Regions from separate parts of the Homo sapiens genome. Here regions 2 and 3 are each linked to region 1. The links are chromatin loops, found by intact Hi-C in ENCODE. Cell type or tissue: sigmoid colon. All regions are shown on one strand. Links, peaks and the distances in the headings refer to the core of each region. The heading gives the core; the rest is flanking DNA.

Region 1 (10,178 bases), core at 3,383-8,382:
GTTCCTCATCCTTGTGTTTTGCATCGACTTTTCTTCCACTAGGATGCTTTTTGCCAGCTTCTCTGCTTGGTGAAACTCGTATGTTTATAGCTCTTTGATAAGGCTTTGCTCCTCCCCCTAGGCACAACTCCTCCTCCTTGTTCTCTACTTCTATTGTAGTGGTTCTGCTGCTATAGTTTAACTTACCTTACCAGTCCTAATCTTTCTTTTAATTTTTTATTGTGTAATTTATTGCTGCATATGTATTATATTTTACAATAATTAATATTATATATTTGTTACTATATAATTTACATATCGTAAAGTACACAAATCATAAGTATACAGTTGATGTATTTGCCAGGTCTGAATTTGTACCTGGGCTGTGAGCCTTCAGAGGGTAGGAACAATATTTTAGTCATTCTTATATCACCAGAGGTACTCAATAAGTACTTGAATATGAGCGACCACTACATAATTTCCTCAGTTCATCTAGTGTCTATTTCTTTATGGAAAGGGGACATTAACAAGTATTTTTTTGTAGATGTTTCAAACCAAGTAATATTTGTTTACTGTCTTGCTACTAATCTCAAAAGTTGAGAGATTCAACCTAAAATATTGATTTCCTAGTGGCAATTATAGATCAGTGACTAAAAACAAATTTCATCCATTTTTCTACTCACTTGATAATGTTTTATTAGAAACTATAAATCTTAAGACTTGAGGTATTAAACAGCAGAGAGATATGGTTAGGATCAAACTTCCTTTTCCTCACTATTTATTCCTTATAGAAAAAAAGCAACTACCCCTTCCCTTAAATTTATTATTATTATTATTATTTGTGATGGAGTTTCACTCTGTCACCCAGGCTGGAATGTTGTGGCATGATCTCGGCTCACTACAACCTCTGCCTCAGGGTTCAAGCAATTCTCCTGTCTCAGCCTCCTGAGTAACTGGGATTACAGGCACCCACCACCATGCCCGACTAATTTTTGTATTTTTAGTAGAGATTAGATTTCACGATGTTGATCAGGCTGGCCTTGAACTCCTGGCCTCAGATGATCCACCTGCCTTAGCCTCCCAAAGTGCTGGGATTACAGGCATGAGCCACTGCACCTGGCCTCCCTTAAATTTAAATTCCCTTAAATATTCCTTTTGAAAGATGCTTTTTACCATTGCTAAAGAAGTGGAATGATTTCAAATTAATTTCAAAATAATTTCAAATTAATTTCAAAATTCTCCCACTAAAAGTTGCTGACATATTAAAGGAAATGATATTTATGCATGTTTTCTAAAAGCTAGATGTAGAAAACTTGCTCGGAGTAATTTGATTCAACAAAAGAGTTTAGTAGTTTCCTTGAAAGATAATCCTGAAATCAATACCTTTAATTTACATTAGGCACTCAAAGAAAATAAACACATTTCCCTACTTAAAAGGCTGGTCCAGGTACTTTTTTTGTGCTAGAAAATCAAGGCTGAAATATCTTTACTTTGTATTGATTCAGATTTTAAATTGTTCTTTGAAAAGTATATATGGAAACAGATTTTTAAAAATGTATAAATAGATAAACATGTATAAGCAGAGTTTTAAATGTATAGAAAAACAGATTTAAAAAACATGTCCACCAAATGGACATCTTTTCCTACTATATTCAGTAACCTAAATGACCCTATCCCTTCTCAGCTTATCTTAATTTTAGTATACAGTTGCCCTTCTTCCATTAATTAATCAATAAGCTCATTCATTCACATAATCAGTCATTGTTGATGCCTGTTATATCCAAGGCACTCTATATTCTATATGCTTTATATTCTATGTACTCTATATTCTGGAGACATCAAGATGAAAAGTTCAGATTAAAATTTTCCTGACTCCATTTTTAAAAAGTTAGTTTTTACTTTTATGGTTAATTGTCTTAATTTAACAAGTGTCCATTTAGGATGTAATCTGTGCTCAGTACTGTTGTACATCATGATCTATATTCTCTCTAGAAGCTAGCATTTTATCCCATTGATTTAAATAATGTCTAATGAATTTTAAGTTCTTCATGTGGTTAGTGTTTTACATTTTATGAGTAATAATGAAATGGAAGATTCAAGCAAACTCCATTTTCCTGAGAAATATGCATCTCTTTATTTCCCAATGTTAATTATCTAAATGCTGTTAGTTAATGCTATATTACTACAAGCTTTTTTTTAAAAAAAGAGACAATATCCTTTCTTAAAAGAATGTTATAAATATAAAAAAGTACTTGTGTTAAATAAATGTTATTGTTCATTTTTAGAGAAATCGAGTGTTTTCTTGGCAGAGATGGGAGAAGAAATGTAATTGCTTAAATAATTAAGTATTCATGCTTGGAAACCCAACTTCTGTTGCAGGGTTAACATATGAACTGGTGATTAACTGACAAAAATTAAGCATATGTGTTTGGATCATGGTTTCTGTGGAGGCCATAGATTTGCTTTATGGAAACTTGAGCTTCTGTATAACAGAGTTTGAAACCATTACATGATCAGGTCATTTAGTAGGACAACCCAATAAAAGGTAACTTGAGGCCCCATGATAAGAAAGTGTCTAAGAACTAAGTGATATGGTTACTTACCAATTAAAATGAGAAAAGTCATACTCTTTTAGTTTTCATCTGTTATGGTCATGGGGAAAATATTTCTTTGAATTCGGTCCTGAACCCATCTGAGACTTGGGGAACATTAGCAGCTTCTCAGTGCATACTTTCTAGGGAAGGAGATAATGGAAGACCCTTTCTTCCTGTCTTCTGTGGTCTCTCTTGGGAGCCCAGGTCTTACTCAGAATAGGTTCTCATACTTAGAGGAAACTCAGATTGCTTTGGTCTTAGCCTGTAAATCAAAGGGTGAAGACTTTTTCTGTTTTCCTTAAGAGAGTTCTGCCCTCAGTAGAGGGCAGAGAAAGAATATGTGTCATTAATCACTTGAGAATTGTTTACAACTATAATCTAGAGAGCACTTACTTGCCCATGGCAGGCAGTAAAGTTACCTTGGTTGTGTAAGAATAACCTGAGTGGTTTACTCAGACTGTTCACAAATGTTTGGACATCATTCAAGGGCTGTCCAAGTCTGACTAGTTAGCTTTATGATATACTCAGATACACTCAGATTCACCTTTATACCATCCAATCACATTTAAAGGAGGGTGTTTCCTGAAATTGCAACATTACTGACTTCCCAGCCATGTGACATAGCTTTTCAGACTCTAAGTTAAATTTTAACCCAGACATCTCTCTTCAATTCAGGTCACCTACAGGCCAGACAAAGCCAAGGTCATGTATTGAGTGAATATAAGGAGTTTTGTTGGTTCTAATAACTGTAATGTTATTCACTGGTTGAAATACTATACCATGGTTAATCATAAGTTGCAGCTGTTGTGTCCTTTTATTTATGAGCCCTTAATCAAGAGGACACAGCAAGAGCCACTGTTTGAAAGGAGCCTTTCATGAGGTCTTCTCTTTGGGTGCTCCTTCTTGTTTCATTGTGAAAAGAAGAGAAGTTTATATTGCCTTGCAAAAGTTATTAAATAGTATATGTTGGCTTCTCTGAAAACAGATTTTTCTATTCCAAATTTGAAAGATCAAATTATAATCTTTATATTTCAGCTGATGATAATAGAAACACTAAGCCTGTGCTCTCCAAACAATGTCTTTTAATTGGTGCCAAGTTTGATTGAATCTCAATATCAGCCATCAGAAGTTATATGTTGGCTCTCTGAAAACAGACTTTCCTATCCAGAATTCAGGTTTTCTATTTGTGACAATATGTCTCTGCTGATGTTAAGGTAAACAGACCAGAGCTCTTTGTGCAGCCCTTTTTACTGGTCCTGAACCTGATGAATGAGATTTTAAATGTAAGTCAATCTCTCTCTCCTTTTTTAACTTTTTGGTTTTAAATCCTCCCTTATTTTATGAGAATTCATCTTATGAGTTACCCTTGTTAAAATATTGGCATATCCAGGAGTTTGAATAGGGTCATTTTCTGAATGGATTTTGGAATAATTACGTAAATTGATTTTTCTGATCAAGGAATTTAGTGATAGGTTATATTTTCAAATGTGTTGATTGTCAGCTTCATCCTAAATTGCAATGTAACACAAAAGCTGGTACACAGCTCTTTTCTTTGAGACACTCAAAATGTTTCCAAACTTTAAATTCATACTTTTTACTGATAACATTTTTGTGGATCTCATTCAGGTAAACTTTTCTTCTTCACTTGTTGATCCCGCGTGACCCCTCCAGCCACACAGGTTTCATGTGCTTCCCTGAATACAGCATGCACTTAGCACCCTTTATAGCCTGGATAGTGTTGTTACCCCAGACTAGAATTCTTTCCTCATCTCCATTACAATACTTGACATCCTTCAAGACAACACTCAAATGCTACTTATATCATTAAATTTCCTCCCTGATTTCTACTTGGACTTAAATGTTGCTCTTTGTACCACTTTATTTGACCTGTTGCTGAAGCACTTAGTTCACTGTACCTTGTATTTTAATTGATTTTGTACATGTTTTTTCCCTCAACAAGAAGCAAACTTATTGAGGTCTGGGACCATATCTTCAAGCAGCCTCCAGATAATTGGCTTGGCACAAAATTGCATGCATCTCTTGTTTTCTCATAACTGGATGGAAACAATGATATTTAGATTTATCAGAACTGCTACAGAGGGCTAAAGGGATGCAAAAACACTTGGTAAAATTCAAAATTCTCTTTAAAGTAGTCAGTATTGTTCTCAAAACAATTACATCAAACTTTTAGTGACTGAAGTGTTGTAATAATTTGTGATTTTCAAAGATACTCAAAATTTAAGGTGAACAGTGAGCCAGAACACAAGATGATATACCTAATCTCATTCACCAGTCTGTTTTGACCAAGTCAAGTTGAGGCAAGAATGCTGGGAACAAGCTTTTCTGATTGAATGTGTTAATTTAGCCCGCCTTCAAACTTCTTAACCAATGGCTTCCACTCTACCACCTTTCAACGCTTTTTTTTCTGTAAGATGGCATGTTATCTGTTAGAAATAATGGGGATCACATTCATTATACCAGCAGTAGTCTCTCTGTGATCACACTCATTAGACTGTTTACTACCACGAATTCTGGGAGAAATGGCCTGGGACATTAAAAGAAACAAACAAGCTAAGAGGGCTGTCTAGGACCAATGACAGTTATTGGATTTGTTTTAAGAATTAAGCTTATGAGTTACACTTTTTTCCTTTGCAGCATAGATGAAAATCATCACTTGAGGAACATTTCAACATCATAGTTGCAAGTATAACTTACACAATGGAAAATGTTTTTCATTTTGAGAAGAGGCAATTGCTATTTTGTAATGGAACGCAAGGACTACTGGAGATAAAACTTGCATGCAAGACCAGTACAGCTTGATGAAGGGAGCAGAGTCTAGTTTAACCTCTAAATTAGGAGATGTTTGTTTTAATTTTACTGCTATTCCAGGCAAGAAATATTAAGTGTCTGCTGTGTTCAGGACTGCTAAACATTATGGACAATACAGTAATAGTAGAAGACATGGTGTCTGCCCTTGAGGGAGTGAAAATTGAATAGACAACTCTTAACTATCAGGATCAACAAAAAAATGGTGTTAGTTAGGGAGTAATAAAAGTGCCACACGGCTAACTACAAACCAGAAGGCCAGGGACGGATTACTGTGAACTCAGCTGCTGTGTAGCTTTGAGTTTCTTGAATATTGTCCATGACCCATTTATTTTGTTTTAAATAGAGAATTATATCTGCCCTCTACCAAATACACAGGAATAATCTGAGTAATGTTTATAACTGTGATCTGAGAACTTTTTGAGTCTTTTGCAAATCTGTAAACACAGAGTGAGAATGAGATATGACAGTGTGGTAAAAGAGGACTTTTGAGATTTATTAATATTTAGAAGTACAAGGGGGAAGAATACTTTTATAGTATGATTATAATGTTAAAGATATTCTTCCTTTAGTTTTATAAAATGTGGCTTTTGATCAGTAAGTGGCAACTTAGAAGAAAAGTCTATCCTAAGTTGATTTGCTATTCCTTGACCTTAAGAACTATAGAACACTTTATTTTCTCCTAAGACCACTTTTTTGTTTTTATTTTACTCCATTCATTAATTCATTCAGCACATAATAACGAAGTATGTACTTGGTGGCAAGCACTGTGGTAGGACCTGGGGATATGAAGTTGAAGAAGACCTGGGCCATATCTCTAAAAACCTTGTGAGGGGAAACCAAGGGGGAAAAAGTTTCTACTATTTTAAATAATTAGAATAGATTTTATTTTATAGTTAAATTTGAAGAAAACTACAATTTTAGTTAGATTTACTATGCCATCTTTACTCATTTGTTCACTCCCATTCGTTCATTTTTCAAGTTAATGGGTGCTGGAAACCTGAGTCATCCTTGACATGTCCCTTTCATTTGCCCTCCAAATGCAAACAACCACCTGTTGTTTCAGTCCTTTCAAATGCCTGCCTCCAGAATGAGCATTAAATCTGTCAACATATTTACCATCTCAGCTTCTCCAGTCACCTCCTAACTGCTCTCCCAGTTTCCACTCTTACTTACCTCTAATTAACAGCTTTCAGACTTTTTTGAGGATGACCTACAATTAAAAAATACATCCATGATACTCCCAGTACACATACTTGTGTTGCTATGTATCTATAAGTAAATCCAAAATCAAAGATTAACAGAATAATACGTATCTTTTCTCAGTATCATGCATTTTGATATTTTTAAAAATTATATTCCTGGCCGGGCATGGTAGCTTACACCTGTAATCCCAGCACTTTGGGAGGCTGAGGCAGGTGGATCACCTGAGGTCAGGAGTTCGAGACCAGCCTGACCAGCAGGGAGAAAACCTGTCCCTACTAAAAATACAAAATTAGCCAGGCATGGTGGCACATGCCTGTAAACCCAGCTACTTGGGAGGCTGAGGCAGGAGAATCCCTTGAACCCAGGAGGCAGAGGTTGTGGTGAGCCGAGATCACACCATTGCACTCCAGCCTGGGCCACAAGAGCAGAGCTCTGTTTCAAAAAAAAAAAAAAAAACAACAATTAGGGGCCAGGTGCAATGGCTCATGCCTGTAATCCCAGCACTTTGGGTGGATCACGAGGTCAGGAGTTCAAGACCATCCTGGCTGACAAGGTGAAACACTCTCTACTAAAAATACAAAAAGATTAGCTGGGCGTGGTGGCAGGCGCCTGTAGTCCCAGCTACTTGGGAGGCTGAGGCAGGAGAATCGCTTGGAGCTTGCAGTAAGCAGAGATTGCGCCACTGCACTCCAGCCTGGGCGACAGAGTGAGACTCCATCTCAAAAAAAAAAAAAAAAATTATATTCCTTTGTCGCTTTCTTGCTGGGCATGATTAATTAAATTCACTTTATGATCCATTAATGATGTGAAATTTACTGTTCTAATACTTTTAAACACAGGTTGTTTAAAGCCAGGGTGATAGGTTTATATTATTTCCCTGCTTAAAATGTTTCATTGGCTTCTGGTTGTACTTTTAGAATTCAACGTAGAAATCATTGTATGGCCTACAAAGTCCTGCATGGTCCCACTCTGCCTCCTCCTCACTCTTTCCTACTTCTCCACATCTTCACACAGGTTCTTTCCTCTCCATGGAATAATAGTCTTCCTTCCCCAATCTTCACCTTGCCAATTGCTATTATTCTATGGGTCTCTGTGTAAAAATCACTCCTTTAAGAAAATTAGATCTCCCCTTATAATTCCTCTTCCTCCTCTTTTTATTCACTGTATTTATTATAATTGTATAATTATATATTTATTTGTATGACTTTTTTATTTAATATTAGTGGCCCACACTAGATTACAGGTTCCCCAATATCTAAGACCAGATCTGTTTTGTTTATTGCTATATCTACAATACCTGGTATAGTCCTAGCATAATCAGCAAATATTCTTGGTATGAACTTTGGATCAAATGCTATGCTTGCCCCACAAAGGTGAATAAAACATAGACTTTATTCTCAAGGAGTTCTACTCTTTTGACATGGAGTATACTTTGTTTGAAGACAGGTATCTAAAAGACAAAACAGGTTAATAAACATCTTAGAAAGGGTATTAGAATGCTGGAAATCCTATAAACAATGGCTTCTTTAGTTTAAGACTCTAACTGGAGGGAAGTTTTCCTTATTTACTCATGATACTAACTCAAGGAAATGCAATGATTTTTTTTAAAGGAAGCAGAGATATTATTCTTTTATTGAGGTAAAATTTCTAGAGATTGAAATGCACAGATCTTAAGTGGACAATTCAATGAGCTTTGAAAAAAATATTTTCTTGTGTTCCCTTCCAGTCAATCTCAAGCCTCCTTAGGCAATCACTCTTCTGATTTCTATCACTACAGATTAGTTTTTCCTGTGCTTGAAACTCACATACGTAGAAATCAAGCACTGATATCTGGCTTCTTTCAGACGGCCTTTCTTTTTAGATTTATCCATGTTTTGTGTGTATTTTTTGTTAATTCCTTTTTTAGTAATGAGTAGTATGCCATTGTAAAAATATAAGACAATTACTTTTTAGCCATTCTTTTAGGGATAGATATGTGGGTAATTTTCACTTTAGGGTTATTATGAATAATGCCATTATGAATATGCTTATACAAGTTCTGTTTTTGAAATTGGTGGGTCAGAGGATAGACGAATGTTTAACTCTAAAATAAAGTGCCAAACTGTTTCCAAAGTAGGTTATACAAATTTTCCATTACCAACAGAAATATAAAATAATTATGTTTGTTCTACAGTTTCACTAAGAGCTTTTTTCTTTAATTTTAGACATTCCAGTAAGCTTGAAACAGTCTTGCACTGTAATTTTAATTTTGATTTCACTGATGACTAATGATATTGAATACCTTTTCATGTGCTTATTAAGCACTCACATATTCTTTTGTGAAGTGTTTCTTCAATCTTTTGATCAGTTTTATTGGCTGTTTGTCTTTTTATTGTTGGTTTTGGAAGTTTTTAAAAATATATTCTGAATATAAGTCCTTTTTCAGATATATGTACTATAACTATGTCCTCGCAGTCCGTGGCTTGTCATTTTACCTTCTTACTGGTGTCTTTATTGAGCAAGTTTTAATTAAAATGGTTAGTTCTTTTTATAGCCTTTTAAAGAAATCTTTGTCAACCTCATGGTTGCAGCAATCTTCTTCTACACCTTTTTCTAGAAGCTTTATTGTTTCATCTCTTATGTTTATGATCAATCCTGAATTAATCTCTATGTGTGTCATGAGGTAGCTATCAAGGTTCATTTTTTTCCCATATATTTTTCCAGCGTTCTCTAGCTATCTTTTGAAGGGTTTTCTCTTTTTATTAAATTATCTTGGAGCCTTTGTAAAAATTATCAATTTACTGCATATGCTTTACTCTAACTGGACTCTCCATTTCGTTCCACAGCAGGATTTGCTATCTTTACACCACTCCTATGTTGCTTAGGCTCTGAGGCTTTATACTAAGTCTTAATATCAGGTAGTGCGAGTTCTCTGACTTTGTGAGTTTTTTAAAAAATCAATTTTTTTGGTATAAATATTTTGCACTTCATATAAATTTTAGATTCAGCCTGAAAATTTTGAGAAAAAACTATTAAGTTTTCACTGGGATTGTAATGAATCTGTGTTGAACTCAGGGTGAATTGACATCTTTAATAATATGGAATTTTCCATGACCATGATCATGTTTTCTCTCCCAATTGATTAGGTCTCCTTTAATTTCACTCAGAAATATCTTATGGTTCTCAGTGCAGAGGATTGTGATGGTATTTTGAATGACTATGAATAAATTTTTGGCTGATATATTAAGTCAATAATAGATACCTTTGATTTTTATTATTATTTCTATATTATTATGCAGTTCTCAGCCTTGAAGTTTGAAAGACTTTAATAAGACATTGACACCAGTCTCCCACTTAATGCTGGAATGCTCAATTACAAATCCCTGGCAAATGTTCATTAGACTTTGAACTCTTCCAATGCTGGAGAAATAACTGTTACACAAAACACCCTATTCCATTTGGGGACAGTTTGAATTGTTGGAAACGTTCTTTTTATATTGAGCTAGTTTTCTGCCTGTTGTCTGCCCTTTGGAGTCATGGAGATGAGTTTGCCCTCTCTCCTACAGAGTACCCTCCAGCTATTCGTAGATAGCT
Region 2 (10,178 bases), core at 1,867-6,866, 160 kb before region 1:
GCCTAAATAGTTCCTAAATTTTTCTACATCTCTTCTTTGGGTGCTACCATTTCAGTCCAAGGCACTATCATCTCACACAGTATTGTGACAATAGCCTTCTACTATTCTCCCCTTTGCCACACTATTCCATACTCCACACTATAGATAGAGTGATAACAAGAAATGTTATTTCCCTTTATAAACATTCTAATGAGTTTTCTTGCTCTTAGGGCAGAGCTCTTCTTGATCAGGTCTTATTTATCTCTTCTTTCAGCTCTATCTTATACCACTATTACCCTGTGCATGCCCTAGCTCTGATGAGTTTCTTTCAGTTTCATTCAGATCTCTTATTTCAGCTTTTCCACATAGTGTTCCTCTGCTGCCTTCCTGATCCTTCTTGGGGATCATTGCTACTTGGCCTCTGGTTTCAACCTAAACTTTACTTCCTTGAGTGACCTTCGCTTAGGCTAGGTACTTCTGTGGTCTGTTCTTTATTACCGTATCATCATGGTGCTCATGACATTTTACAGTTCCTTATCTCCCCCCAAGATTCCAGAAGGCAGGAGCCATGTCTTTTTCATTCTCTACCACAATGCCTGGCCTATAGTAGACACCCATTAAAATTTTGTTAAATGTTGTTAAATAATTAAAGCAAGAGAAAAATCATCCTATATAACATGTTAGGGTTTAGAACTACATATGGTATTCCTGTATTTAACTTTGAATATTTCTTTAAACATAAGTAAATGTGGAAAATAATAATGCTGCTTTTCAGCACATGCTCTTATTTTTCTATCTTCACACATTCCCTAATTTTAAAATCTCTTTATGTTTGTTTTTATTCCAGACTACAAACATCAAATCTTTTTTTTTTCTATTTGGATGCTTTTAAGTATAAAGTGTCACTTAATATCAGCACTTCTGCCAACTCTTATTCATTTTTCCAGCTGTATTTGGACAACATTTACATAGATAATTTTGTGAAATTTTCAACTAGAAGTTGAGTTGAGATAAATCATGCAGTTTTCAATTCAGTGTATCCTGAAAGATAACGAAACTCACTGAGCTGCCTGGTTTTCCAACAAGCTACATAGAAAGCATGAGGAGGGCAGAAGGCTATGGCTTCCACTGTTTTGACCACTTCACAGCCCTTCCCGCAGACTGCTTGGAGATGGCTCAAGTGGAACCTGTTGATAAATTAATGATCCTCTTTTTCCCAGTCACCATTGAGCCAAAGTAGGCTATGGGGCTGAATCATCCCAGACAGGGATGAATGAATGTTCTGAAAAGCTGAAACATAAACTGTCAGTTAAGATGCATTTTCTTCAAGTTTATTTGTGACAGATGATGGAAGGTAGTTGATATTGACTGAGTTTGATTGTTTCTTAGGAACAATCACAGTCATTTGATTGTTGTTCCTAAGAAAGTAGTCTTTTTAAAAAAACAAAATCTGAGATACAAATGAATCACTATATGTTAATTTTCCTTGCCCTTCTTAGGTGACCACTGACTATATTTTACCAGTTGTTAATGTAGCTTTGGGGGGGATTTTGTTCATTTTTTTGGTGCACCTTGGATAAAAAATAATTGGAAATATTTCTCATTTTGCAATTACTGACTTTTCATACTACTGGAATACAGGATTTGTCAGAGTTCTTATCTGACCCAGAATAGATTAGACACGTTTTAAGATCAGTAAGAATCATCTGCTTTTTTTTTTTTTGGTGGTGGGGTGGGAACATGGTCTTGCTCTATTACCCAGGTTGGAGTGCAGTGGTACACTCACAGCTTACTGCAGCCTCTACCTCCTGGGCTCAAGCAATCCTCCTACTTCAGGCTCCTGAGTAGCTGGGACTACAGGTGCTTGCCACCATGCCCAGTTAATTTTGTATTTTGTGGAGTCAGAGTCTCACTGTGTTTCCAAGGCTGGTCTCGAACTCTTGGGCTCAAGTGATCCTCATGCCTTGGCCTCCCAAAGTACAAGTATTGCAAATGTGAGCCATTGTGCCCAGCCTATTTGTCTTCTTAAGCCTACAATAAGAATGTTGAAAAGATAGTTTATTTATATAACCCCATTTGATACAAAATTCACATCAAATAGAGTTAATTAAATAATGGATGTCCCTTGTTCATCATTTCAGGCAGATACAAATACCACTTTTAGCAAAAAAGGTAAATCTCTTGTTTTAAGTTACCCAGACGAAGATTATATAGAAAGTTAGGGTAATGACATTCCCAAGGCAAAAGTTCTTCAGGGAAAAATAGTAAGCCATTTCAGTTTCTCAATTTCTGGAGGGCTTATCTGAAGGGATTGGGATGTCTAATATTGCAAATTAGGCAAATTGTGCACATTTATCACCATGCACCTTGGATTTCAAGCAGAAATAAGAGGAGGATTTGACTGAAGGGAATTAACTTTGGTCTTCCAAACTTAAATATATACCAGATGTGTACTGTGGAAGGATCTTCCTGGTTACAGTATAACCTCTGGTTCTTTTGGACTCTTGCTAACTTAATTTACCCAGTTCTTTTCCCGTATAGAAATTAGACTGTGGATTGTTTCTGTGGATTATACTCATGGATTTCTGTGGATTATACTCATGGATTTTATTGTTTTATCTTATTTACAGATTCTGACTTTTTTCTTTTCTTTCTCTTTTTAAAAATAACTTAAGATGTTTGTTTGGAAGATTGGCAGGATGTTCGTTTTACAGTGTTCAAAAATGAGTTGTTTGTGTTTTATGTATATGCCCAAATACTCTGTGAAAACATAAACTGATAAAAGGAAAATTAATTCCTATCTTTATAAAGTGAAGAATTGTTTTTTTTTAACAAATTAACATATCCTGAGTTACATTCTTGAGTGAGATATGAGAATTTAAACATATAACATGAATACCCCCAGTTTTGAGTGCTAATATGCAAGGAAAGGCTTTCCTCATTACTGTTTTACAACTTTTATGCTCCATAAGGTTGATTCTCAGTGCTAGTTCTCTTTCAGAGAGAAGATTCAGTAAAAAACACTGTATACCAGTCCTTAATAACTTAAATGCAAATACTGGCATATATCCAGAAGCTAAGGTTCAATTAGGTGTAGTTGTTTCATCTTACAAAATTATTTTACCAGCAAGAAATCTTGGCAGTTATATTGATGATTTCTCATGAAAGAGGCAAATGGGACGATAAAGAGGCCTGAAGACTATTTTTTAATACTAATTTTCTAATTCCTCATTTTTTTAAATGTCAGAAGCCAGGCCTTAGAAATCAAGCACCTGAGTTTTCCTCTGATTTTCTAATCATTACTGTGGTTATTCTAGTTGTCTCTTATCTGTTCGGAAGTCATAATGTGTAATGATGGCATAAGTGAATGTTAAAGAAGTGGAAATTTGATATGATCTAGATGGCAGTTTATTGGTTTAGTTTCAAAGACAATTTTACCTGGAAAATAAATAAGAAAGCTTATCAAGCTTTTCCCTGTTATCCGTGGTTTATCTGTTCCTTGTGTTTCATCTTGACCACCACTGGTCTTCCAGAAATCGCTAAAATCTCTCCTGCCTATGTCATTTCTTTTTCCTTACAAGATCAAAGCTTTTATGAGCATTATTTATTGTAGCCTCACAATATTCTAGAGAGCAAAGTAGAGGTTATGTGTCTCCATCTTTATTTTTAAAGCCAAGTGAGGAACAGATAAATCTCTTCGCTAACGTTACAAAATGAAGCAGTGGTAGAGGCAGAAATAAACTCCTGAGGCAGAAACATCTCCTAATTCTGGCCCTTACGTCTAAGATGCAGTAGACTGTTTGGCCTTTCTCTAAACAGGCCTTTGACATTTAGGGTATGTGGAAAGTATGTGCTCCCGTCAGAGTTTCGCTGTTTAGTTATTCTTTGCCTGTTAAAGTAATGACTAGAAGACTGGAGAAAGCAGAAAGAACATCCAAGTCTTATTTCAGCCTCTGCGTTTAGTACATGTGAGCTTTGGACAGAGAGTGCCTTTATTTCCTGGGAATTAACTTTTCTCTCTTTATACTTAGAAGGAATTTTTCTTTGGGGCACTGCTGATATTGAGAATTTGGGGGAAATTATTATTTTTTTCATTCAAGTTTTATGTGTGAAAACATATATTCCAATACTAGACCACACTGAGAGGATTTGGGGAGATGACTGCAAAGTTTTACATTTTAAAATGTAGGTTTAGTGCCTTTTTTTTAAACCTGAAAGTCATTGCAAAAATCGATTAAATTTTAAAATTGACTTAATTCATCAATCTATATTGCTATAAAGTTTTTTAAAAACTAACAACTTGTTTGCCCTATGACAAATATTTTTAAAAATAATTTTCAACTGTATTTTTATTTCAATATTTATCACCCTGTGGTTATTTTATTTTATGATTTTAGCTGTTTCACTTTTTTTTTTCTTTAGTATCCATAATTGCTGATTGGGAATTTTTAACACAAGACAGGAATTGTTACCCTCCCTCCCCCCCTCCCTTCCTTCCTTCCTTCCTCCCTCCCTTCCTTTATCCTTTCTCCTTTCTCCTTTCCCTCCCCTCCCCTCCCCTCCCCTACCCTCCCCTACCCTACCCTCCCCCCCTCCCCCCCTCCCCTCCCCTCCCCTCCCCTCCCCTCCCCTCTCCTCTCCTCCCCTTTCCCCTCCCCTCCTCTCCTCTCTTCTTTTCTTTTTTTCCTTTCTTTGTCTTGCTCTGTCACCAGGTTGGGGTGCAGTGGCACGCTCTCGCTCACTGCAACCTCCGCCTCCTGGGTTCAAGCAATTCTTGTGCCTCAGCCTCCCGAGTAGCTGGGATTACAGGCACGTGCCGCCACACCCAGCTAATTTTTATATTTTTAGTAGAGACAGGGTTTTACCACGTTGGCCAGGATGGTCTCAATCTTCTGACCTCGTGATCTGCCTGCCTTGGCCTCCCAAAGTGCTGGAATTACAGGTGTGAGCCACCGTGCCTGGCTGCCTCTTTCTTTTTTTAAAGGGCTGCTTTTCATATTGACCTACATGACTAAACCTGAGTTATAATTCAGAAGAAACAGTTGAACTATTGTGTGCCATCTTGTCATAAAGCGCAGGTTAGCACAAATGTCTTGCCAATGTCTTAAATGTTGCAATTTTTGTAAAATCTTCCGTGTGCCTCCAACATCTCCAGTTGGTGAACAGATCTCACTGTATTTATCCCTGTTGTGTTCTTCCACATGTTTGTTTTGCAGCATAATAACACTTGACAGTTGTAAATTTTTCCGTATGTTCTGTTTTGTAGAGATAAACAATGTACTTTCTGTGTATTTCCCTGAGCTTTGAAGACTTAACTTTTGAAATAAACAATTCCATAGGATTTTATAGGAGGCTTTGGTACGTTATTCACACAAACTATTCTCCTTGAAAGGGAAGGTAGTTGAATGTTCATCCTTTTGATATAAACTGGTTAACTGAACTTTTCCAAGGGATCAAGCACAACTTAACTGCTTTTAGCTTTGCAACCAGGGCAATGCAGACCAGACCAGTGTTTGAAAGTCTTTAAAAGTATTATTTGACATCATAAATGACCATTCTGTGGAATAAGCTCTCTAATTCTCTGAGTGGTTTACTTCAGTTAGAGGGATTAGTGAATTAGCTTTGGATTTGCTTATAATTTCCTCTTTTATCTTTTACAAATTAAAAAGTTGGTATCGGCATGTAATGATAGCATCTAAAACATTTATGTTGTGGTGGTTGTATCATAGAAAACATTCTTTAGGATTCAATTATAAGCAGCCTCCTTCCATTAGCATGTCAAGTTTTTCTGAGCAGTTTTATTTGTGAAAAATCAGTACAGATATTTTTATTCATAGCTTGATATCCTTTTTTTTTTTCTTACTCAAATGAATATCTGTTTCCTACCTTTCTCCCTCAAGATGCAGTGGTGCTTTTATTATTTGATTTTGTAAAGCCTGAAGGGCAGAAATATTTCTTAAGTTTTCCATTGTTAACTACAAACTTGGCTATATAAAATATACAAATCATAATATCTGTATGGTTATTTTTATTGTCATTTCTTTAACACACAAAATTTATCACATTTATGCAAGAATTTTTTAACTTAGAAAACTCAAAATTGATATGTAAATTGGGTGGTAGCAACAATGTGTGGGATGTGGTACGTGGCCAATGATGTGTTGGAGGCAGCCCCCACCAGCTCCCAAGATCTAGTGATTAAATTTTCAGAAATTTTGTGAGCCAGTTATCAGTAAAAATTAAACTATATAAACTTACAATTAAATAAATTATTTAAAAACAAAGATAATACTCAAAACTCAGTAATTATGTTTTACTACATTTTATTATCTATGCTCTTGAGGTTATTTGTGTCTCTTGTATCTGTATTGGAAATACTATATAATGGTGTATACTATTGTATATCTCTTCACAACTTCATGTTCATTAACATCATGTTGATAGCTTCAAATTAGCCATGGTAGAAGTATTAACACCATGAAAATCAGCAAACACAACCAATCAGGGGCTGATTTATTGTTTTGCTGATTGTCTAGACTTAAGAAAGTGATGGAAAAAATGTTAATAACACATATTAAAAAGTGTGTTATATCTGGCCGGGTGCGGTGGCTCATGCTGTAATCCCAGCACTTTGGGAGGCTGAGGCAGGCAGATCACAAGGTCAGGAGATCGAGAACCATCCTGGCCAACATGGTGAAACCCCATCTGTACTAAAAATAAAAAATTTGCTGGGTGTGGTGGCGCATGCCTGTAATCCCAGCTACTCAGGAGGCTGAGGCAGGAGAATCGCTTGAACCTGAGAGGCGAAGGTTGCTGTGAGCCATTATGGCGCCACTGCACTCCAGCCTGGTGACAGAGCGAGACTTCATTCCAAAAAAAAAAAAAAAAAAAAAGTGTGTTATATATCTATAACCATTATACTATGAATAGCACCAAAAACTTGAGAAAATATTCTTTCAGGACAGTATTTGAAAACTATTATCTAATTCATTGGAGAAGTGGTTCACGTCACAGACAAGTGAATGACTGAAGTTTGGGCATATGCCTGTGTTTACCTTTTATTTATTAACTAAACAAACCCATCAGCCTTCTACAGCAAAATTGTAAGAATGAGATGTTGCTTCAAGTACATCAGACATTAGATGCTACATACATCAGGAAGCCTTTTATAGTTCTCTTTTGAAAACTGTACTACTCATAATATGCTGTTTCCTACTCACCTATGACCCTAGACTTCCTGTTTGCTCTAATGGTTGCTGTTAAAGGTATGACAAATTCAGCTGTAAAGTGTTTAGTTATCCACATCCATCTCTTTGACCACAAATTACCTAAGAATGGTGTTACACTACTTTTGTGGGAAAAGAGAAACATCATAATACTGGATACATAAAATCATAGCTTTTCCTTTCCTTGGGGGAATAATTCTGTTATCTACCCACTGTTGGGAGGTAGTTTAGATTGGTTAATGTAAGTATCAAGGGGGAAAATGGCTGTATTCAACAGAATTTGTTTCCCTTAATCTTATGGATAGCTTCACAATTCATGATAGCATAGTTATGCAACATATATGAATAAGGATGAAGATGAGTATCATTTGATTAAAGTATAGCTTCTAAGACTTAAATGACCAGAAAGAATTGAACTGCGTTTAAACTCTACCACACACCTGCTCCTTATAGTAGGATAATCTGGTCAAGCCCTTGACTTCAAGGAGCTTGCTAACCCTGGTATTAATTGATGTTTCCCAAACTTTAGTCAACTGAGTATCATCCTCACCATATTTGTTCTATCTCTGTACCGCTTGTACTTTTATTTACTTTGTAATTTTTTAAATTAACTTTTTCTTTTAAACTTAGCTTTATCCTAAGTGATAATACTCATGAAATCTTGGGTTTAAGGTAATAGTTATGTTTTTTCTAGTATCTATTAAAATATTGCCTAACAATTACAATTTTAGAAAGACTTTTCTTTTTACCACCAATGGTATGTCTATTTTGCTTTGGGAACTATTGTGCTAGTGATGATAATAGCTAGGCATTAAGTTAAATTGTCTTGTTTGTTCCTCACATCAATGTGATAAGCGTTGCTCTCTCTATTCAGTAAATGAAGACACCAAAAAATCAGAGAAGTTCAACAACTTGTCCAGGTCATGAGGCAAGCCAGAACTTACCTGGGTAAGGTCCATATGAGCCCTTGGTCCTCACAGCATTCTTAGAGAATCACCCGGGAGCTTTTTGAAAATGCAAAATCTCTGGCCTCACTCCAGACCTCCTGAATCAGAATCTGCATTTGAACAAGATCCTCCAGGTGATTCTCATGCACATTAAAGTTTGAGAAGCACTGAGCTTAACATTTGGGTATTCTGCCTCCCGTAGGAGAAGATGGGTGACTGGGTCATTAGTTTGGTTGTTCTGTGATCTGGTTTGGCTCTGTGTGCCCACCTAAATCTCATGTTGAACTATAATTCCCAGTGTTGTGGGAGGGACCTGGTGGGAAGTGATTGGATCATGGGGGTGAATTTCCCTTTTGCTGTTCTTGTGATAGTGAGTGAGTTCTCATGAGATCTGGTTATTTAAAAGTGTATAGCCCTTTCCGCCTTTGCTCTCTCTCCTGTTCTGCCATGTGAAGATGTGCAGGCATCCCCTTCGCCTCCTGCCACAGTTGTAAGTTTCCTGAGGCTTCCTCAGCCATGCTTCCTTAACAGCCTGTGGAACCGTGAGCCAACTAAACCTCTTTCTTTATAAATTACCCAGTCTCAGGTAGTTCTTTATAGCAGTGTGAGAATGCACTAATACAGTCTCCTTGTCTCTCTGTAGTGTTATTTTCTTCATGCCATGCTATTCTGAGCTGCAACTATTTTTGAGCCATGTGATATTGATGCTAAGGTAGAAGATAATATTCTCAATCCTTTTGATTATTTTTTCTCTCCTAAAGTCATAATTTGTCCACTTTCCTTCCTTCCTTAATTGGAGTACCAGGACTAGCCTGAGGGTCAACATTTATACTCTCTTTTTTTTTTTTAATCCTTGTTTTCTTCCCCAGCAGCCACAGGTCAAGTTCTTGCCCCTTCTAATGGTCTGGTCATTTCTTTTCCTGTCTGCCTGAAACTGGCAGACCCTGAGAACTGTCTACAGGCCTATAGCTAATTCTCAGTTTTTCCTGGATAGTTTTAATAGTATGGATGTCATCCTGACTCTTAGCTTCTTTTCCTTCTCCCACCAGTTCTCTGCCATTCAGCTATTTTACCGCTGCTTTTCTTTTTACTAAGATGTGCCTATCTCTGCATCCATGAGGCCTCTGTTTCCATTCTACCTTGCAGCCATCTGCTTCTCACTTTTGCTGTTGTTGCTCGTAATTGTAAGTTTAATATAAGCAGCAGCCTCAGGAGACCCCATGAAAGCAATCTTCTGGAAACAGTCAAAGTGCTGGGAATTTGATGGTTGGATCTGGGAATATCAATAATGTCTACAACTGATGAATGTAGCTGGCTATAGATTCTGAAGTACTCCAGTGCGTCATCAGCATTTCATGAGTATACTGTCTGTGTGATTTTTTCACAGAGTTTCCCTTTGAATTTTATGTCTGCAGAGTTTCTAAACACTGCACCTGGCTCATACAGTTACAAGCCTTCTTTCTCAGTATTTATATAGTTGTTTATTCAGTCTCCAAGATGATTAGTTATTTGAGATGAGTAGAAGTTGCATCTATTCATGTAATCAGAGCTTGTTTTCTTGCTCACTGGTGGCCAGATACAGGTCATAATAGTATTTTATTTTCTTAACTTTGAATAGCGTTAAAGGGGAGTGGACTCATTTGAATTACAGGAGGTACTGAAAGAAAACTATATTATTCATTACATTTTGTAAAGCAAGGAACAAAGAGGAATAGTTGTTTCCTACCATGGTAATTTCAGACTCTGAAAGATCTGTTTATAAGCCAAATGTAGACATACCTATCCCTAACCCAGATTTTTTTATGGTCTTCAATTTTGTAATTATTTAGAATTGAAGGGTTTTTTTTCCTTTCTGCCACATATTTTTGTACACACCCTTTCTCCCTCCCCTTTCCCATGCTTTTGTTTCCTTGAGAAAAGGAGCGTCCCTCTTAGAGCATAGAATAAACATTCTTTGTGAAGTGTGACTTATTTATGCTTCAGGGGTTGTCAGTGTATACACAATAGAGAAGGTGATGGAGGCTCC
Region 3 (10,178 bases), core at 2,275-7,274, 94 kb before region 1:
CCCTTCAATTTCATGTATACTGTTTTTTGTTTTTATTTTTCTGATTAGTTCCCTTGGTATCTGCCCTGCCCCATCCCCATTCATTTTGGTATTCACATACCCAATACCATAGTAGCACTTTATATTTACTTTGTTTACGCCTAATTACAGCCTGCATATTCTAGATAAAACAAACAGACTCAGCCAGGCACGGTGGCTCATGCCTGTAATCCCAGCACTTTGGGAGCCCGAGGTGGGCGGATCACGAGGTCAGGAGATGGAGACCATCCTGGCTAACAAGGTGAAACACCATCTCTACTAAAAATACAAAAAAATTAGCCAGGCGTGGTGGCGGGCGCCTGGAGTCCCAGCTACTCGGGAGGCTGAGGCAGGAGAATGGCGTGAACCAGGGAGGCAGAGCTTGCATGAGCCAAGATCGTGCCTCTCTCCAGCCTGGGTGACAGAGTGAGACTCCGTCTCAAAAAAAAAAAAAAAAAAAAAAAAAGAAACAGACTCAGAAAGGTTAAGTGATTTTTCGAGGGCCATAGAGTAATAAGTAGCAGAACCAGAATGTGAAGCCAAGTCTAACTCTAAAGCCCATCTTTTTCATACTTGACTATCCTATATTTTTCATGGATATTCTACAAAATCCATATTTTTATAGAGTATGATGTCTTCATTACGCTCCTCAATCTTTGAAGAGGATTTTAACCCTGCTCTTTGGTTCAGCTATTGCTGAATATTGACACCTTTAAGCTGCACCATAGAAAATTTGTATTCAGGCTCCTTTTAGAGATGAGTACTTCGAACTCTCTGCTATCCAGTTGCTCAAAAGTCTGTTTCCAAATGTATTTATAGAATATTGTGTGAATGACTTATTCTCCATCCATTTTTCTGGATTGTCTGCATTTTAGTTTCAGGCCAAGTCGTACCGTCCAAGAGCTATGTGCTTAACTCAGCTGCTTTTACCTCTTGCAGAGGTACTTTCTTCCTTCCTCCTACTCCTTTTCGATATTAAATCACTGGCCTTCAATGATGGATGTTATAGCAAACAGCTGAATAAAATTCAGTATTCTTTCTGTGGTTGAGCTTTCATTGAGGAGCCCACCTAGTACACCACATCCCATCGTTTTTGAGAGGACTTACAGATGAAATTCTTCTCAGATCTCAAGGTCAGGAAACAACGATTCATGTTTTTAAAATGCTTATTATGAATCTTATATTTGATTGTATTTTCCTCTTTACTTTGGTTGCCAGGAAGGCTAGAGCCAAATTTGCAAGATCATCTCTAATAGCTGCAAAGGAATAAATGATATGTGTGTGTGTGTGCCAGTCTTACTCCTGGCATTATTTTCTTATCTATGTTCCTGTTTGATTTCATCTTTCTTAATTATTTATTTTGTCAGTAATGAATGAATTGTCATAAACTGCCAAAAATCATTATGCTGGTGATGGATGCAAATATATAAATAACATGTGTAAGGACAATTAAGCTTTCCTGACTTGATAGTTAAATCTCATTCCTCCTAGAAGTATCACATGTATACATCCATCTTCCTCATTTGTTTTTCTCCTTTATTTTACTTCCTACACATTTTCAGTTGTTTATTATGGATTTCTCTCTTGATGAATGCATTCATACAATTTTAGAATTGTTGAGTATCAATATAAAAAGCTATTTTTTCTGAAAATTAGTCTCCTTATAATTTGTATTTTTCTTAAGTTCATATTTTTTAGTAAAAGTGTAAATTTCATAATTTTTATTAAAACATTTGCCTCCCTAAAGAAATTTAACTATTTTGGTTTTTTTTTTAATCTGAGAATAGGAGTAGGGAAATTTGGAGTCTCTAAGGCATGCCATGTAGAAGTTTTTGAACATTTATATAGAATGGATTGACTTTTTCTGCTTGTTCTTCTGTCTGTTGCCTAGTAGATGTCTCTAACTGGATATTCAAATGACACTTCAGACCATCTGAAACTTCACGTATTATTTCCCTCCCAAGTAAACTAGTCACCCAAACCATATACACAACAGTCAGACTCATTTGCTCACAGCTTTAAAGCAGGTTCTTTTCCATTTCCACTGCTATTACCTATTCCAAGTGCCTTGCACAACTTTGCCTAAGGAGACACTAAGAATTCTTCATTGAAGAGATGAAGAAATGAATGAATACAGGGATGAGTTTTCTTCATTTCATTGCTTCTGTCTAGACCACTGGAAAAACGTATCTTCCTTTATTCTGACCTCTTCTAATTCATGTTCTACAAAGTTATCAAAATGTTATTCTTAAAATGCAAATCATTCTTAAAATGATATACAAACACACATCATTCCAGGATTCATTTAGTTTAGTGCCAAGGCCTTTCATGCTAAGTTCCCTGCATCTTTCTGGTCTTACCTCCCACCATGTCTCTTTACTGACTTTGTTGCATCATCACGTGGCTGCATACTCCATTTCCTCCCATGTGCTGTTCATTCTGCAGAACATCTCACTGAAGCTTTACCTGGAGAACTCTACTCACTTTGCCTGTCGGATTCAGATGTCTTTCCTACTTGTTCTCATAGACATTTATGTACAGTCTCGTGACTCTTTTCATATTAAACTGTTATCATGACTGACTTACTTATCTAGGGGCTTTCTCTTAATCAACACAGGTTCTTTATTCCTGGATGGTATCCAACATTCCCTGAATAACCAGTGATTGTTTATTGGCTGTTTGACTGAATATAGAATAGAATAAGTCTGTAGCTTATAGTCCATTCTAACCACTCATTCTTTTCATAACTTTTATTGAGTGCTTACTATGTGCCAGCTTTTGTTTAAGAGATTGGCAATACTATAGTGAACAAAATAGTACCTGCCCAGGCAATTAAAAAGTAAGCAATTAGACATACAATGTTGGGTAGCATTATGTGTATATTAATCCAGTTTCACTCTGCTGATAAAGACATACCTGAGACTGGGTAGAAAAAGAGGTTTAATTGGACTTACAGTTCTGCATGGCTCGGGAGGCCTAAGAACCATGGTGGGAGATGAAAGGCACTTCTTACATGGCAGTGGCAAGAGGAAAAACGAGGATGATGCAAAAGTGGAAACCCCTGATAAACCCATCAGATCTCGTGAGACTTATTCACTACCATGAGAACAGTATGGGGGAAACTGCCCCAATGGATTCAGATTATCTCCCACCAGGTCCCTCCCACAACACATGGGAATTATGGGAGTACAATTCAAGATGAGATTTGGGTGGGGATACAGAGCTAAACCATATCACAGTGTTAGGAAGAAAATAAAGAGGGATAAGGAAATTCTAGAGCATATGCTCAAGCAAGGCATATCTAAAGAGGGAGCCTTTGAGCAGAGACCTGAATGCAATGAGAGACAAGTTGTGTCCATGGCGGTGTTGCTGGGGAGGTGGTTCTGGGCAGAGAGAACAGCATTTCTGTGCTCCTATTATGTACCAGGCTCTGTTCTAGGGGTTCTGGAGACAGCAATGGAGAAGGTTGTTAAACATCAGCATTGTTTATTATTTAACCATGCAGTCTGTTCTTTTTCAATATTATGTCATAGTTCAAAACTCCTCCTTTCTTTAATTGCTAGGTTTAACGAAGTTGAAAAACCCTAACTTGGGAAAGTCTCTTTGTTCTCCCCAGCTGCTAATCACTTCCTACTCTTTGTTGTGGAAGAGAACACATAAAGTCTTATTATTTAGAGGCCCCTAACAGAATAGGATACTGGTCCTGGGGACAGATCCCCAACTATCTGAATTTAATCATGATGCTCAGGGATGTGTGAAAGTGTCTTAGGTGTTCATGTCTTTGACGTTTGACCTAGGTTATAGATGTCTGTGAAATTCTGTCACCATAATTAGATATAGATACTACTGATTTCCTTTTCCCAGTCTTCCAACCCAGCCTATGACCCTGAGTAAAACCTTCTTAAATTCTTTTACTTCAGTAGCACACAAAAAATCATAATTTTGGATCCTGTTCCTTGCTCTGTCACCTGCTTGCTGCAGTTAAGTCTGCTCTGTGGCAGTTTTCCATTTGCAAGCAGGGCACCCTTCCAGTTAAGTTGTAAAATTTTATGTTTAAGTAAGCCCCTGTGCCCTTGAAGAATAGGAGCTACAGGAATGTAGAGTCCAAAGAGAAAAAAAAAGAAAGAGCATTCCTAAGAAAACTGTGTAAATTTGCAAATTCGTTTTCTTCTGGTGGCAGCTGACAGGTGGAATGACAACCCAACCAAGTAACACTAGGCCCTTGTGATAGGAGGGAACTTAATGCTGCGGTTGTTCTGCTTAGATGGAATTGTGTGGGGCTGTGCCAATGCCTGTATTGAGAAAGCCCAGTCGAGCAGAAGAGTTTTTGGTTTCTGCATTTAGAACTGCCGAACAACTGAGGAAAACCGATTAAATCTGGAAGGTGGCAGCTCACTTGACAGGCTTCTCCAGGCACCTTTGAGGAGAATCAAAGATAAATAAACACATTTTATGAGAGGAGTATGGGGTGAGAGGGAGTGTTTGGACAAGAGTTAAAATTTCAAAGGGAGGGGGAAGTTCTTTTTGACTTTTCTCCTGATTAGACTCTTGCCTCATGTCTTTGTTAATGTACAAATTAGAGTTTGTCCCTGTCTACATGGGTAAGCTTGATGGGAAAGGAAGAAGATAGAAGTATATTTTCAAAGACCTCAACTATAGAAGGTAGAAGGAAACTGATCAAATATGAATTTCTTTATTAGAAAAAAGTGGCTTTAAAAACTATTTTATAAGTCATATTGGATACTCATGTGCCTGTGGAACATGCAAAAACTCTGGCCTGTTGCACAGAGGTTTGATTTTGAAACTGTCTAATTTTATTTATTTAAATTTTTTTAGAGACAGGGTCTCACTGTGTTGCCCAGGCTCTTGAACTCCTGATCTCAAGCAATCCTCCTGTCTCAGCCTCCCAAAGTGCTGAGATTACAAGCATGAGCCACTGCACGTGGCCCAAAGTCTGTAATTTTTTTCAGTAAAGATTGATGGACTTTCATTACGGCCTGGTCTAGTGTGCAGTGAGTTGCCTTGAGGTCAGGTAGTACTTGACACCCCTTATTTACTGGGTATGGACCCTGTTCTCTCATCCTTCCATTGTGCTTTACTCTTTTTTTCTCCGTGAACAATTTTTACTTGAGCTTGACTTACCTCAAAGGGGCTATGAATATTGAATTGGCTAAAAATAATTCATAACATTCTAGATATATGGAGCCTTAGAGATCATTGCCCTCTTCCCCATTTTGCAAAGAGTAAATAAAGTGAAGCCCAAAAGTGTTAAATTGCTGCTGGCCTAGGGGCATTCAGCTACCAAATATGTATGCAGGAACTCCACCCAGATCCTGACCACACTATTAGTCTGTTCTCACCTGCTAATGAAGACATACCTGAGACTGGTAATTTATAAAGGAAAGAGGTTTAATTGACTCACAGTTCTGCAGGGCTGTGGAGGCCTCAGGAAACTTACAGTCATGGCAGAAGGGGAAGCAAATATGTCCTTCTTCACATGGTGGCAGGAGAGAGAAGAATGAGCTAAATGGGGAAAAGCCCCTTATAAAACCATCAGATCTCGTGACAACTCACTCAGTATCACAAGAACAGCAGCATGTTGTAACCACCTCCAAGATTCAATTACCTCCCACCAGGTCCCTCTCATGACACATGGGGATAAGGGGAACTGTAATTCAAGGTAAGATTTGGGTGGGGCACGGCCAAAACTTTATCATTCCACCCCTGGCCCTTCCCAAATCTCATGCCCTCATACTTCAAAACATAATCATGCCATTCCAAAAGTCTGGCAAAGTCTTAACTCATTCCAGCATTAACTCAAAAGTCCAAGTCCAAAGTCTCATCCGAGACAAAGTAAGTCCCTTCTGCCTAAGCCTGTAAAATCAAAAACAAGTTAGTTACTCCTAGATACAGTGGGGGTACAGGCATTGGGTAAATACACCCATTCCAGATGGGAGAAATTGGCTAAAATAAAGGGGCTACAGGCCCCATGCAAGTCCAAAATCCAGTAAGACAGTCAAATCTTAAAGTTCCGAAATGATCTCCTTTGACTCCGTGTCTCATGTCTAGGTCACACTGATGCAAGAGGTGGGCTTCCATGGCCTTGGGCAGCTCCACCCCTGTGGCTTTACAGGGTACAGCCTCCCTCCCAGGTGTTTTCACAGGCTGGTGTTGAGTGTCTGTGGCTTTTCCAGGTGCACGGTGCAAGCTGTCAGTGGATCTGCCTTTCTCAGGTCTGGAGGACAGTGGCCCTCTTCTCACAGCTCCACCAGGCAGTGCCCCAGTAGGGACTCTCTGAGGGGGCTCCAACCCGACATTTCCCTTCTGCACTGCCCTAGCAGAGGTTCTTTATGAGGGCTCCACCTCTACATTAGACTTCTGCCTGGACATCCAAGTGTTTCCATACATCCTCTGAAATCTAAGTGGAGGTTCCCAAACCCCAATTCTTGTCTTCTGTGCATCCATAGGTCCAACACCACATGGAAGCTGCCAAGGCTTGGGACTTGCACTCTCTGAAGCAATGGCCTGAAATGTACCTTGGCCCCTTTTAACCATGGCTGGAACGAAGCAGCTGGGACACAGGGCACCATGTCCCAAGGCTGCATAGAGCAAGGAGGCCCTGGGCTTGGTCCACAAAACCATTTTTCCCTCCTAGGCCTCTGGGCCTGTGATGGGTGGGGCTGCCATGAAGACCTCTGACATGCCCTGGAGACATTTTCTCCATTGTCTTGGCAAGTAACATTTGACTCCTTGCTACTTAAGCAAATTTCTGTAGTCTGCTTGAATTTCTCCTCAGAAAATGGGTTTTTCTTTTCTATTGCAATTTTTTAAAACTTTATGCTTTGCATCCTTTTTAAACATAGATTCCAATGCCAAACCATCTCTCTCAAGTTCAGGGTTCCCCAGATCTCTAGGGCAGGGGCAAAATTCCACCAGTCTGTTTTCTAAAGCATAACAAGAGTCAACTTTGCTCCATTTCCCAAAAGTTCCTCATCTTTGTCTGAGACCACCTCTACCTGGACTTCATTGTCCATATCACTATCAGCATTTTGGTCAAAGCCATTCAACAAGTCTCTAGGAAGTTTCAAACTTTCCCACATCTTCCTGTCTTCTGAGCCCTCTAAGTCTCTAGGAAGTTCCAAAATATCCTACGTTTTTCTTTCTTCTTCTGAGCCCTCCAAACTGTTCCAAACCCTGCTTGTTACCACTTCCAAAGTTGCTTCCACATTCTTGGGTATCCTTATAGCAGCACCCCACTCTACTGGTACCAGTTTACTATATTAGTCTGTTCTTATGCTGCTAATAAAGACACACCCAAGAGTGGGTAATTTATGAAGGAAAGAGGTTTAGTTGACTCACAGTTCCACAGGGCTGTGGAGGCCTCAGGAAATCATGACAGAAGGGGAAGCAAACATGTCCTTCTTCACATGGCAGCAGAAGAGACAAGAATGAACAAAATGAGGAAAAAGCCCCTTATAAAACCATCAGATCATGTGAGAACTCACTATCAGAAGAACAGCATGGGGGTAACCACCCCCATGATGCAGTTACCTCCCACTGGGTCCCTCCCATGACACATGGGGATTATGTGAACTACAAGAAAAGATTTGGGTGGGCACACAGCCAAACCAGTCAACCCCCACACCAATGCATGTCTTTTGAGTTGCTTAGAGCTCAATATTGCATAAGTGGACTATAGCAGTTTACTTTATTGACTTATAAAACATAATTAATAAAATAATTAAATGTATTCCCTGTATAATTCAAAACCTCAGGAGTTATCATAATAGTTTCAATCTCTTTTTCTATCATACCTCTTATGAGAAACTAGAAAATAAATTACCACTTTGAGTTTCAGTTTGTGTTTATTTTCTTGCCATGAAGAGTATGATGATAAAAAAACATAAAATGAAGTGGCCCAGAGGCAGGCAACCAGAAGGTGAGGAACAAAACCAAAAGTAATAGATTATTAGATGCCAGTAACTAAGATTCTAAATTATTACTCTTACGAATATAGTGTGGGTTGCTTTAACTATTTCGTTATAATGTTTATGTCTGCACCCATTTCTCATTTCTTTTTCCTAGTGTGCAAAGTTAATTTAAAGTGTTAGTACAAATTGAGGAAGGGAAGTCTCTCCAGATTTCATTAGAGGATAGACTGAATAAGAACATGTCCTACCCGCAAGGACAAAGGAGAAGAAAATATATTCTTGACTGTTTCAGACCACTTCAGATAAGGAGGAGACAATTTAAAAAATTAATTTAAAAAAACACATTAGGATCAAATAACCCCTCCAAAGAAAGGTGTTCTATGGATGAGAAATGTAATTACTGCTGTAAAAATGTAGGGAATTTTGCACGTTTAATATAGTTTGTCTCCTATTAGAAGCACTAGTTGGCATTTTTCAGTATTAGGGTTGTGGCTTGCCAGGCCCACCCTCCTGCTGTGTTTGTTTCAGGGAATAGAACTTACCCAGTCGCAGGTTTCAGAAGAGCTGAGGTAACCTCCTTCAATGTGACACAAGTACTGTTTATGTTGGAGACAAATCCCAGAAACTCAAGGTAACAACGTACACAGAGTGAGAGAGTATATGCAAGAGATTTTTATTTGGCATTTTTACTGCTAACAGTCTACAGAAGTTTTAGTATTTAGTGCCAGTTCAGGCTTAAGGGGTAGTTTCTATTTCTGTGTGATTTTGAAAGGTTTAAAGAATCAGCAAATTATTATATAATAGATAATAAAGAATAAAGATTCTGGCTTCTATGGAAGCTTGCAAAGATATGAGGGAGGGCAAACAACTGCTTCTACGTGTTTTGTTTTGTTTTAAGAACTCAAAAAAGCATGGTAGGTTCTTTGAGCAAGGCCTTAGTTGTCAAAAGTTTCTGAAGCCCTCAAACCAATAAATAGTATTATTACTAATTAAAAGAGCAGATAAACTGAGAAACAAAGCACTTAGACCTAGGGTGACATGGTGAGACCAAAACTGAATTCTGTGTCTTAAAATTCAGTTATCTAATCTCCCCACTTCATTGCATATTCTACTAGCAGTCATTCAGTAAAGTACCTTTCATCACTGCAGGAGTCTCTCTGAACACAGTGGCTTTGGAATAGGGTTATCTCCAGACATTGTTGACATCATGTCTCTGCTCACATACCAATTGAGTGAATATTGGCCCACATGATTCTTGTAAGTGGATTACAAGAAATCCACGATAGACTTCATTCACTTTTGATGAAACCAAGAACTTTCCCTCTTGAGCTACCTAATGAGATACTGTTATTTGTTTATTATGCAGGGTACAGGTTGGGGCTTGTTAGCTCTCTGAATTCTTAAGCACTCAACTGAGGAAATCAAATGCATGATTTTACTATGCCTGCACAGGAGTTGGAGAAATTCATAAAGTTTATACTTTACTAGTTTTCTTAAGAATACAGATGTAAATAGGCTGTTAAGTCTGCCCAGGCAGAACTGTTGTTTCAGATGAAACTTAATGACCACACCCTCCCACCCCAATGGAGATTGAAACAGTTGGAGAAACTTTAGTTTGAAAAATATTTACTTTAAACTAAACTCCAGGAATCTTTTTTTTTTTTTTCCCCTTGGTGAGAAAGATATTCTCAGGTCTATTCGGAGATAGCAATATCTTTAAAATCATGCAAGAAACAAAATTTCGGAGCTTCTCAGTGGTTAGGAATAGCTTCGGACAATTTACCTAATTGGGCTTCAGTTTCCTGACCTGTATAAAACAAGAGGATTGGTAAATGCTCTCCAACATTGCTTGAAGCTCCTAGGTTCTCTGGTTACTTTGTTATCGTCATAAAATGATAATTTAAAAATTGATGTATATGCATGATTTTATGTATGTATGTTATATATGTATGATTGATTATACTTGCCTATGTATGGAAAATTTCAGGTTGTTAATAAGAAACTCGTTTCTTTTGGAGAGGAGGACTATGGGCCTGGGGGTCAGGATGGGAGAATTTTGCATTATTTTATACTTTCTGTTTGCTTGTTTTTTACTAAGTATGCATTGTTTAAAGATTTTAAAAATAGATTGGTTTTGTTATTATTTTAAAAGGATGAAAGGAAGACTTTCAAATTATTGTAAAATCTATACCCAGGATAATAATAATTGGAATTTCATTTCAGACTCCA

What was found. Peaks named below come from ENCODE experiments on the same cell type or tissue, not always from the same donor. Only the 100,000 strongest peaks of a DNase experiment are listed, where the experiment ranks them.
Region 2: it touches region 1 in a loop (4-fold over the local background); 2 of 110 quality-filtered maps call a loop at or near these places.
Region 3: a loop joins it to region 1, with 3 times the contacts of the local background. A loop is called at or near these places in 3 of 110 quality-filtered maps.

The regions. Positions count from the first base shown.
Region 1 is chr14:68,188,865-68,199,042 of GRCh38, forward strand. The region is part of intron 7 of RAD51B (RAD51 paralog B); the gene reads left to right. Among named protein-coding and RNA genes, the nearest start is that of RAD51B, 370 kb to the left of the region's middle. RefSeq lists an enhancer at 3,028-3,322 and a silencer at 6,354-6,554. In sigmoid colon, for the core only: no CTCF peak of the experiment used is centred there; a DNase peak (open chromatin) is centred at 5,657; H3K27ac peaks cover 213 bases.
Region 2 is chr14:68,032,576-68,042,753 of GRCh38, forward strand. All of the region lies in intron 7 of RAD51B (RAD51 paralog B), which reads left to right. Among named protein-coding and RNA genes, the nearest start is that of RAD51B, 220 kb to the left of the region's middle. In sigmoid colon, for the core only: no CTCF peak of the experiment used is centred there; a DNase peak (open chromatin) is centred at 3,806; H3K27ac peaks cover 255 bases.
Region 3 is chr14:68,095,513-68,105,690 of GRCh38, forward strand. The region is part of intron 7 of RAD51B (RAD51 paralog B); the gene reads left to right. Among named protein-coding and RNA genes, the nearest start is that of RAD51B, 280 kb to the left of the region's middle. In sigmoid colon, for the core only: no CTCF peak of the experiment used is centred there; a DNase peak (open chromatin) is centred at 4,299.